Regions from separate parts of the Homo sapiens genome. Here region 2 is linked to region 1. A link is a loop called in an ENCODE intact Hi-C map of the cell type or tissue named here. Cell type or tissue: mesothelial cell of epicardium. All regions are shown on one strand.

Region 1 (4,000 bases):
AAGCCAATGATAGGCAGAGAAATACTAACTAAGGCTCTTGCTCTGTCGCCAGGCTGGAGTGCAGTGGTGCAATCACAGCTCAGTACAGCCTCAACCTCCCCAGACTCAAGCAATCCTACCATCTCAGCCTCCCAAATAGCTGGGACTCCAGGCACACAGCACCATGCCCAGTTAATTTTTTTGTATTTTGTAGAGACAGGGTTTCACCACGCTGCTCAGGCTGGTCTCAAACTCCTGAGTTCAAGTGATCCACCCGCCTCAGCCTCCCAAAGTGCTGGGATTACAGGTGTGAGCCACCACGCTTGGCCAGCTATTATTATTATTAACATTCTTCGAGTCTTACAACAGTGGAACTTTTAGTGCAGGATGCGAATTTCAGTATTAACCCCTTCCTCTCCCAAAAGGATTTGAAGCCCAGAGTAATTCAGCCGCCATGAATGAACCATTTGTTAGATGAGAGGCTACTGGAGGCTGAGCTTGGTAGGATAAGAGCTTGCATGGGGTCCCTGATTGATGACAATACCCCCAGATTTAGGTCTTCAGATGCCCAGTTGGGTGTGTCTTCTGTTCCACTGTGTCCCTTCGGGGACTGTTCCCTGCCTTCTTTCTTTTTGAGATGGAATCTCGCACTTTCACCCAGGCTGGAGTGCAATGGCGTGATCTCAGCTCACTGCAAGCTCCACCTCCCGGGTTCACACCATTCTCCTGCCTCAGCCTCCCGAGTAGCCAGGACTACAGGTGCCCGCCACCACGCCCAGCTAATTTTTTTGTATTTTTAGTAGAGACGGGGTTTCACCATATTAGCCAGGATGGTCTCGATCTCCTGACCTCGTGATCTGCCCGCCTCGGCCTCCCAAAGTGCTGGGATTACAGGCGTGAGCCACCACACCTGGCCCCCTGCCTTCTTATTCACCACCATCTTTCTGAATTGGGTTGCTCAGAACAGAGAAAGCAACATCAGCACATGGGCAAACATGGGGCTTCATTTCAGATGGACCTGGGTTCAAATCCTAGTTCTGCCTTTTTTTTTTTTTTTTTTTTTTTTTGAGACAGAGTCTTGCTCTGTCACCCAGACTGGAGTACAGTGGCGTCATCTTGGCTCACTGCAACCTCTGCCTCCCAAGTTCAAGCAATTCTCCTTCCTCAGCCTCCCAAGTAGCTGGGATTACAGGCGCTGGCCACCATGCCCAGATAATTTTTTGTATTTTTAGTAGAGATGGGGTTTCACCATGTTGGCCAGACTTGTCTTGAACTCCTGACCTCGTTAATCCGCTGGCCTCGGCTTCCCAAAGTGCTGGGATTAGAGGCGTGAACCGCCGCCGCGCCCTGCCTAGTTCTGCCATTTCTCATGCATTCTCTGGGTGAATCACAGCATCTCTGTTAGCCTTGCTTCCCACTTCTGTAAAATGAGAGTGACTTTACATGTATGGCCACCTCAGGGGCTTGTCACTAGAAGCCAGTGAAATAATGTTGAGTCTGGTTCCTTGGGGTTGAAATTGGGACCGCCAACCGCTTTCCTACCCAGAGCAGCAACTAGCCTATATGGCGGCCTTTTATGAATGAGGAAAAGACACCGCCTCTTGGCAGAAAAAAAAAATTAAGAAAATGGCTCCCTCTTCTGGGTGCAAGTTGCCCAACACCCAGGAATATGGCTCCAAAAGCAATGGACTCCCACCCCTTTCTTGCCCAAAAGATCATCAAATGGAACAGCATGTCAAATACCTTTATTAAGTACTTTAAAGTTGGCTGGGCTCTGTGGCTCATGCCTGTAATCCCAGAACTTTGGGAGGCAGAGGCTGGAAGATCGCTTGAGGTCAGGAGTTCGAGACCAGCCTGGATAACATAGTGAGACCCTGTCTCTATAAAATATATATATAGATTTATTTGAGACAGCGTCTTGCTCTGCCACTCAGGCTGGGGCGCAGTGGCACAATCATAGCTCACTGCAGCCTTAACGATCCTCCTGCCTCAGTCCCTAGAGTAGCTAGGACTACAGGCATGCACCATCATGCCTGGCTAATTAAAATAAATAAATAAATAAATACTTTAAAGTTAAAAGTGCTTTTTAAAAAATAATAAGGCCAGGCGTGGAGACTCACGTCTGTAATCCCAGAACTTTGGAAGACCGAGGCGGGTGGATCACGAGGTCAGGAGATCGAGACCATCCTGGCTAACACGGTGAAACCCTGTCTCCACTAAAAATATGAAAAATTAGCTGGGCCTACTCGGGAGGCTGAGGCAGGAGAATGGCGTAAACCTGGGAGGCGGAGCTTGCAGTGAGCCGAGATGGCACCACTGCACTCCAGCCTGGGCGATATAACAAGACTCTGTCTCAAAAAAAATAAATAAAATAAATAATAATAATAATAGGGGCCAGGTATGGTGGCTCACACCTATAATCCTAGCACTTTAGGAGGCTGAGGAGTTTGAGTCCTTGGAGACCAGGGGTTTCAGGCCAGCCTGGGCAACATAGCAAGACCCCATCTCTACAAACAAGTTTTAAAACTTAGCCAGGCATGGTGGTGCATGCCTGTAGTCCTAGCTATTGCAGGGACTGAGGCAGGAGGATCACCTGAGCCCAGGAGGTTGAGGCTGCAGTGAGCTGTGATTGTGCCACTGCACTCCAGCCTGGGCAGCAGTGCAAAACCCTGTCTCAAAGGAAAAAAAAAACCTAGGAAGTGTTGTTCCCATGATAAGGATCAGCCTCCGTGTGGTGCTTCCTTCACCATTGCCCAATCCCCAGGCTCCTGGGTGCTTAATGTTCCCTCAGGAACACACCTGCTTTGTCTGGGAGAGACCTGGGCGTCTTGGTGGCGGGGTTTGGGGGTACTTGCTCATGGGCTTATGGGGCCTCTCTCTGTGTCCCCCCAGGTTTACAAGTCGTCCTGAAGTCGATCATGAAGGCGATGATCCCTTTGCTGCAGATCGGCCTCCTCCTATTTTTTGCAATCCTTATTTTTGCAATCATAGGGTTAGAATTTTATATGGGAAAATTTCATACCACCTGCTTTGAAGAGGGGACAGGTAGGTCCACGGAGCATGATGCATCTTTCCAGTTTTCTCCTTCAGGGACAAGCTCTTGGGAGGATTAGGCAGGGGTGTGCTTCTTTCTCCTGGCAGCTGGGAGGACCGTCTCCTTCAGAGAGCACTACAGGAGAGGCAGTGAGTGAAATAGCCTCTGAGATCTTAGCTGTTGAAAGGGGTGGGGTTCCACAGAAGGTGACCCAGCAGAGAAAGAGTTTATTTGGGAATGATCCCAGGAAGCACCATCGGGGGAATGAGGAAGTGAGCAGAGAAAGAAGGGATCTTTTAAAGAGTGTGCTATCAAGCGGGTTACCACTTAAAACTGGGACTGGATCCCCCTGGGCACCTCTGGGAGACAGCAAAGAACACACAACTCAGCTGGTCACGGTGGCTCACGCCTGTAATCCCAGCACTTTGGGGGGCCAAGGCGGGTGGATCACCTGAGATCAGGAGTCAGAGACCATCCTGGCCAACATGGTGAAACCCCATCTGTACTAAAAAATACAAAAATTAGCTGGGTGTGGTGGCAGGCACCTGTAGTCCCAATTACTCAGGAGGCTGAGGCAGGAGAATCACTTGAACCCGGGAGGCAGAAGTTGCAGTGAGCCAAGATCACACCACTGCACTCCAGCCTGGCGAAAGAGTGAGACTCCATCTCAAATAAATAAATAAATAAAAATATAAATAAAAAAAGAACACACACCTCAGAGCCGTCCCAGCCAAGGGGCAAGGGAGCTGGGGTATTTATACACTGGCTTCTTTTTGACATTGGTGAGGACTGCTCCTAGAGTGGGAATTAATGCCTGGCACATCTGGCTGAGTGGAACAGGTATTCTGGGTGCTTTCAGACCTCGACCAGTCCTGACTTCTAAAGCAAGCAAGAAGTGGGGAGAGTTGGGCCAGAAAAGGGTTATTGCCTCAATGCATTGTGAGTGGTACCTTGTGGAAGGTGAGAGACAGAGAAGATTCCAGGCAC
Region 2 (4,000 bases), 180 kb after region 1:
ATTGCTTGAGCCCAGGAGTTTGAGGCTGCATTGAGCAATAGTCATGCCACTGGACTCCAGCCTGGGAGACAGAGCAAGACCCCATCTCTAATAAATAAATAAATAGGAAAAGGCCATGAATGTGTCCCTCTGGGAGGAGGCGGGTGCCTCAGAATCCTGCAGGAGTTACCAGCTGTTAAGCGAGGTCACTGCATAAGCCTGGGGGGCTATCACCGGCCCTCAGCTCCCTGTGGGAACTCCTGAGTTGGGGGCCACCCACAGGGCTTCTCATGGGGTGCAGAGCTGGGCAGGGATGGGGGAGGGCAGCTTAGGCAGCGAGCACCCAGGGTCCACTGGGACCAGCCCAACAGGGCTTCTCAGGGAGACGCTCCCAGCATCTCAGGGAGGACCCCTTCAGGCCTTGCTCTGAACCATTCATCCTGGTGAGGACCCAGCAGTGGAGGTGGAGAGAGTATGCTTTATTTATTATATTTACTTTGATTTGTTTTAAGATGGAGTCTAGCTCTGTTGCCCAGGCTAGAGTGTAGTGGCGGGATCTTGGCTCACTGCAACCTCTGCCTCCCAGGTTCCAGCGATTCTCCTGCCTTAGCCTCCTGAGTAGCTGGGATTACAGGGACCTCCCAACATCATGCCCGGCTAATTTTTGTATTTTTAGTAGAGACGGGGGTTTCACCATGTTGGCCAGGCTGGTCTCGAACTCCTGACCTCAAGTGATCTGCCCACCTCAGCCTCCCAAAGTGCTGAGATTACAAGTGTGAGCCACCATGCCCGGCTTTATTTATTTATTTATTTAATTTATTTTTTGAGATGGAGTCTCGCTCCATCGCCCAGCCTGGAGTGCAGTGGTGCGATCTCGGCTCACTGCAAGCTCCGCCTCCCAGGTTCATGCCATTCTCCTGCCTCAGCCTCCCGAGTAGCTGGGACTACAGGCGCCCGCCACCACACCTGGCTAATTTTTTGTATTTTTAGTAGAGATGGGGTTTCACCGTGTTAGCCAGGATGGTCTCGATCTCCTGACCTCGTGATCCATCTGCCTCGGCCTCCCAAAGTGCTGAGATTACAGGCGTGAGCCACCGCGCCCGGCCTATTTATTTATTTTTTAGTCAGGATCTCTCTGTCACCCAGGCTAGTGCAGTGGCACGAGCATAGCTCACTGCAACTTCGATCTTCTGGGCTCAAGCAATCCTCCCTCCCCAGCCTCCCAAGTAGCTGGGACTACAGGTATCAGCCACTGCACCCAGCTAAGTAAAATATATATATATTTGTAGGGCTGGGCACAGTGCCTCCCGCTTGTAATCCCAGCACCTTGTGAGGCCGAGGGGGGCAGATCACCTGAGGTCAGGAGTTCAAGACTAGCCTGACCAACATGGTGAAACCTCATCTCTACTAAAAATACAAAATTAGCTGGGCGTGGTGGCACAAGCCTGTAATCCCAGCTACTCAGGAGACTGAAGCAGGAGAAAAAATATGTATATATATAATCGCTATATATATATAATCGCTATACATATATATATACACATAATCGCTATATATATATATATATATGTAAAGATGGGGTCTCACTATGTTGCCTAGGCTGGTCTTGAATCCCTGAGCTCCAGTGACCCTCCCACCTCAGCCTTCCAACCTCAGCTTCCTCCAACCTCAGTGTTGAGAATATAGGTGTGAACCATGGTGCCAGTGTCTTAAAATATAGCTCTGCAACACCTGACACTGCAGGGCTATGGCCCCGGGCTGCATGCCGTCAGTGCCAATGGAAGGAAGCTAACAGCCACCCCTGACCCGACTATCCTCCCTCGGCGCCGGGGTTTCAGACGCCTCCGCCTCTTGGTCCCTTCCTTCAAAGCCTCAAACAGCCCACTGACAGGCCCAGGCTCAGAGGTCCAGGCTTTCTGTAAATGTGAGATATAAAAAGAACCGTGGGGTAGAAATGGCCCCCAGCTTGCTAACACATGCCACCCCCACGCTGCCCACAGCACCACAAACACCCCCCCACACACAGATGTGCGCTCGTGCGCCTACATGCAGACACACGGTGACAAGCCCGCATTTAGAATCAGGGAGAAGGAGGCCAGCCAGCTGGGAGGAAGCCAAGCCTGACTTTATGAGGAAGGCCTCTCTCCTCAGGCAGAGCTGGCCCCTGGAAATGGTAAATCCTGTGGCTTCCCTAGCTAAAGTGGGTCAAGCCTACACTAGGAATTCACCTCCTAGCAAGGACACAAGGACACTGTTAGGCCCTGGCTACCAGGCCCTGGCAGGACTCAGCCCAAGACCGGCCTTTCTGGACTTTTTTTTTTTTTTTTTTTTTTTTTTGCAGACAGGGTCTTGCTCTGTCACCCAGGCTGGAAAGCAGTGGCACGATCATAGCTCACTGCAGCTGCAGCCTTGACCTCCTGGGATCAAGCGACCCTCCTGCCTTGGCCTCCCAAAGTGCTGGGATTGAGAGCCCCCTTCCCCAGGCCTTCCCAGGCTTTGTTACTTTTTATTTTTATTATTATTATTTTTTAAGTCTCGTTCTGTCTCCCAGACAGACAGTGGTGCCATCTCAGCTCACTGCAACCTCCGCCTTCTGGGTTCAAGCGATTCTCCTGCCTCAGCCTCCTGAGTAGCTGGGATTACAGGCACCTGCCACCACGCCCAGCTAATTTTTGTACTTTTAGTAGATACAGGGTTTCACCGTGTTGGCCAGGCTTGTCTTGAACCCCTGACCTCAGGTGATCTGCCCGCCTCGGCCTCTGAAAGTGCTGGGATTACAGGCATGAGCCACCGCACCGGGCCCTTCCCAGGCTTTGAACGCACATGCAGGACGGCCAAGAATGTGACCATGGAGCCTCCACACCTCCCGTCCCTCCGTCCCACCTTCTCCTGGCCACATGGCTACACTTCTGCCTGGGGAGCCCATCTCTCTGTGCCCACTTCTCTGCCTCCAAAGACCCTTCTTCTTCTCTCTCAGTGTCTGCAGCCCCTACTCAGCCAGCCCCCTGAGATCTCGGCTCATGCACCCAACCCCACCTGCAGCCCAAGAGCTCCCTACACCCACCCAGAGCCACGAGGCATTCATCTCCTGCCTCAGCCCATCTATCCTCCCCAGCAGCGGACTGCATCCTTTGCCCACCCATTTGGAATTTTCTGCCGTTCCTTCAACTGTATTTTGAGCATCAGCTGAGGATCAAGCACAGGCCTGGGAGCTGGGAGTGCACAGTGCTGAGGAAGAAGGATCCTGTTCCAGCCCTCAAGGGCTCACCATCAGATGGGGGAGGATCAATCAGCCCAGCCTACATCAACAAACCAAAAAGAGGCCAGGCGTGGTGGCTCACATCTGTAATCCCAGCACTTTGGGAGGCCGAGGCGGGCAGATCACCTGAGGTCAGGAGTTTGAGACCAGCCTGGCCAGCATGGTGAAACCCCATCTCTACTAAAAATACAAAAATGAGCCAGGCATGGTGGTAGGGGCCTGTAATCCCAGCTGCTCAGGAGGCTGAGGCAGGAGAATCTCTTGAACCCGAGAAGCAGAGGCTGGATTGAGCCGAGATCACACCACTGCACTCCAGCCTGGATGACAGAGCGAGACTGTGTCCCAAAAAAAAAAAGGAAAGCTCACTGGCTTAGAGACAGGAAGTAGAACAGTAGAAGGGGCTGGGGGTGTGCAGAGAATATTGATTTGATGTTTAACAGAGGTTGAGTTTCAGTTTGGGATGATGAAAGTATTCTGGGCCAGGCAAGGTGGCTCACGCCTGTAATCCCAGCACTTTCGGATGCCGAGGCGGGTAGATCACCTGAGGTCGGGAGTTCGAGACCAGCCTGGCCAACATGGGGAAACCCCATCTCTACTAAAAATACAAAAATTAGCCAGGCATGGTGATAGGTGCCTCCACACCCAGCTACTCGGGAGGCTGAGGCTCAAACATCGCTTGAACCCGGGAGGCAGAGGTTGCAGTGAGCTGAGATAGCATCACTGCACTCCAGCCTGGGAAATAGAGCAAAACTCTGTCTCATA

The links. A loop is a pair of places that touch in the nucleus more often than their neighbours do. Peaks named below come from ENCODE experiments on the same cell type or tissue, not always from the same donor. Only the 100,000 strongest peaks of a DNase experiment are listed, where the experiment ranks them.
Region 2: a loop joins it to region 1, with 20 times the contacts of the local background. A loop is called at or near these places in 1 of 110 quality-filtered maps.

The regions. Positions count from the first base shown.
Region 1 is chr19:13,364,341-13,368,340 of GRCh38, reverse strand. It overlaps CACNA1A (calcium voltage-gated channel subunit alpha1 A), which reads left to right. Exons shown (of 47, transcript NM_001127222.2): 5 at 2,872-3,024. Among named protein-coding and RNA genes, the nearest start is that of CACNA1A, 140 kb to the left of the region's middle. In mesothelial cell of epicardium, a CTCF peak has its summit at 1,631 (motif pointing left); no DNase peak of the experiment used is centred here.
Region 2 is chr19:13,180,060-13,184,059 of GRCh38, reverse strand. No RefSeq gene overlaps it. Among named protein-coding and RNA genes, the nearest start is that of IER2, 32 kb to the right of the region's middle. RefSeq lists an enhancer at 2,057-2,116. In mesothelial cell of epicardium, no CTCF peak of the experiment used is centred here; DNase peaks (open chromatin) are centred at 1,811 and 2,079.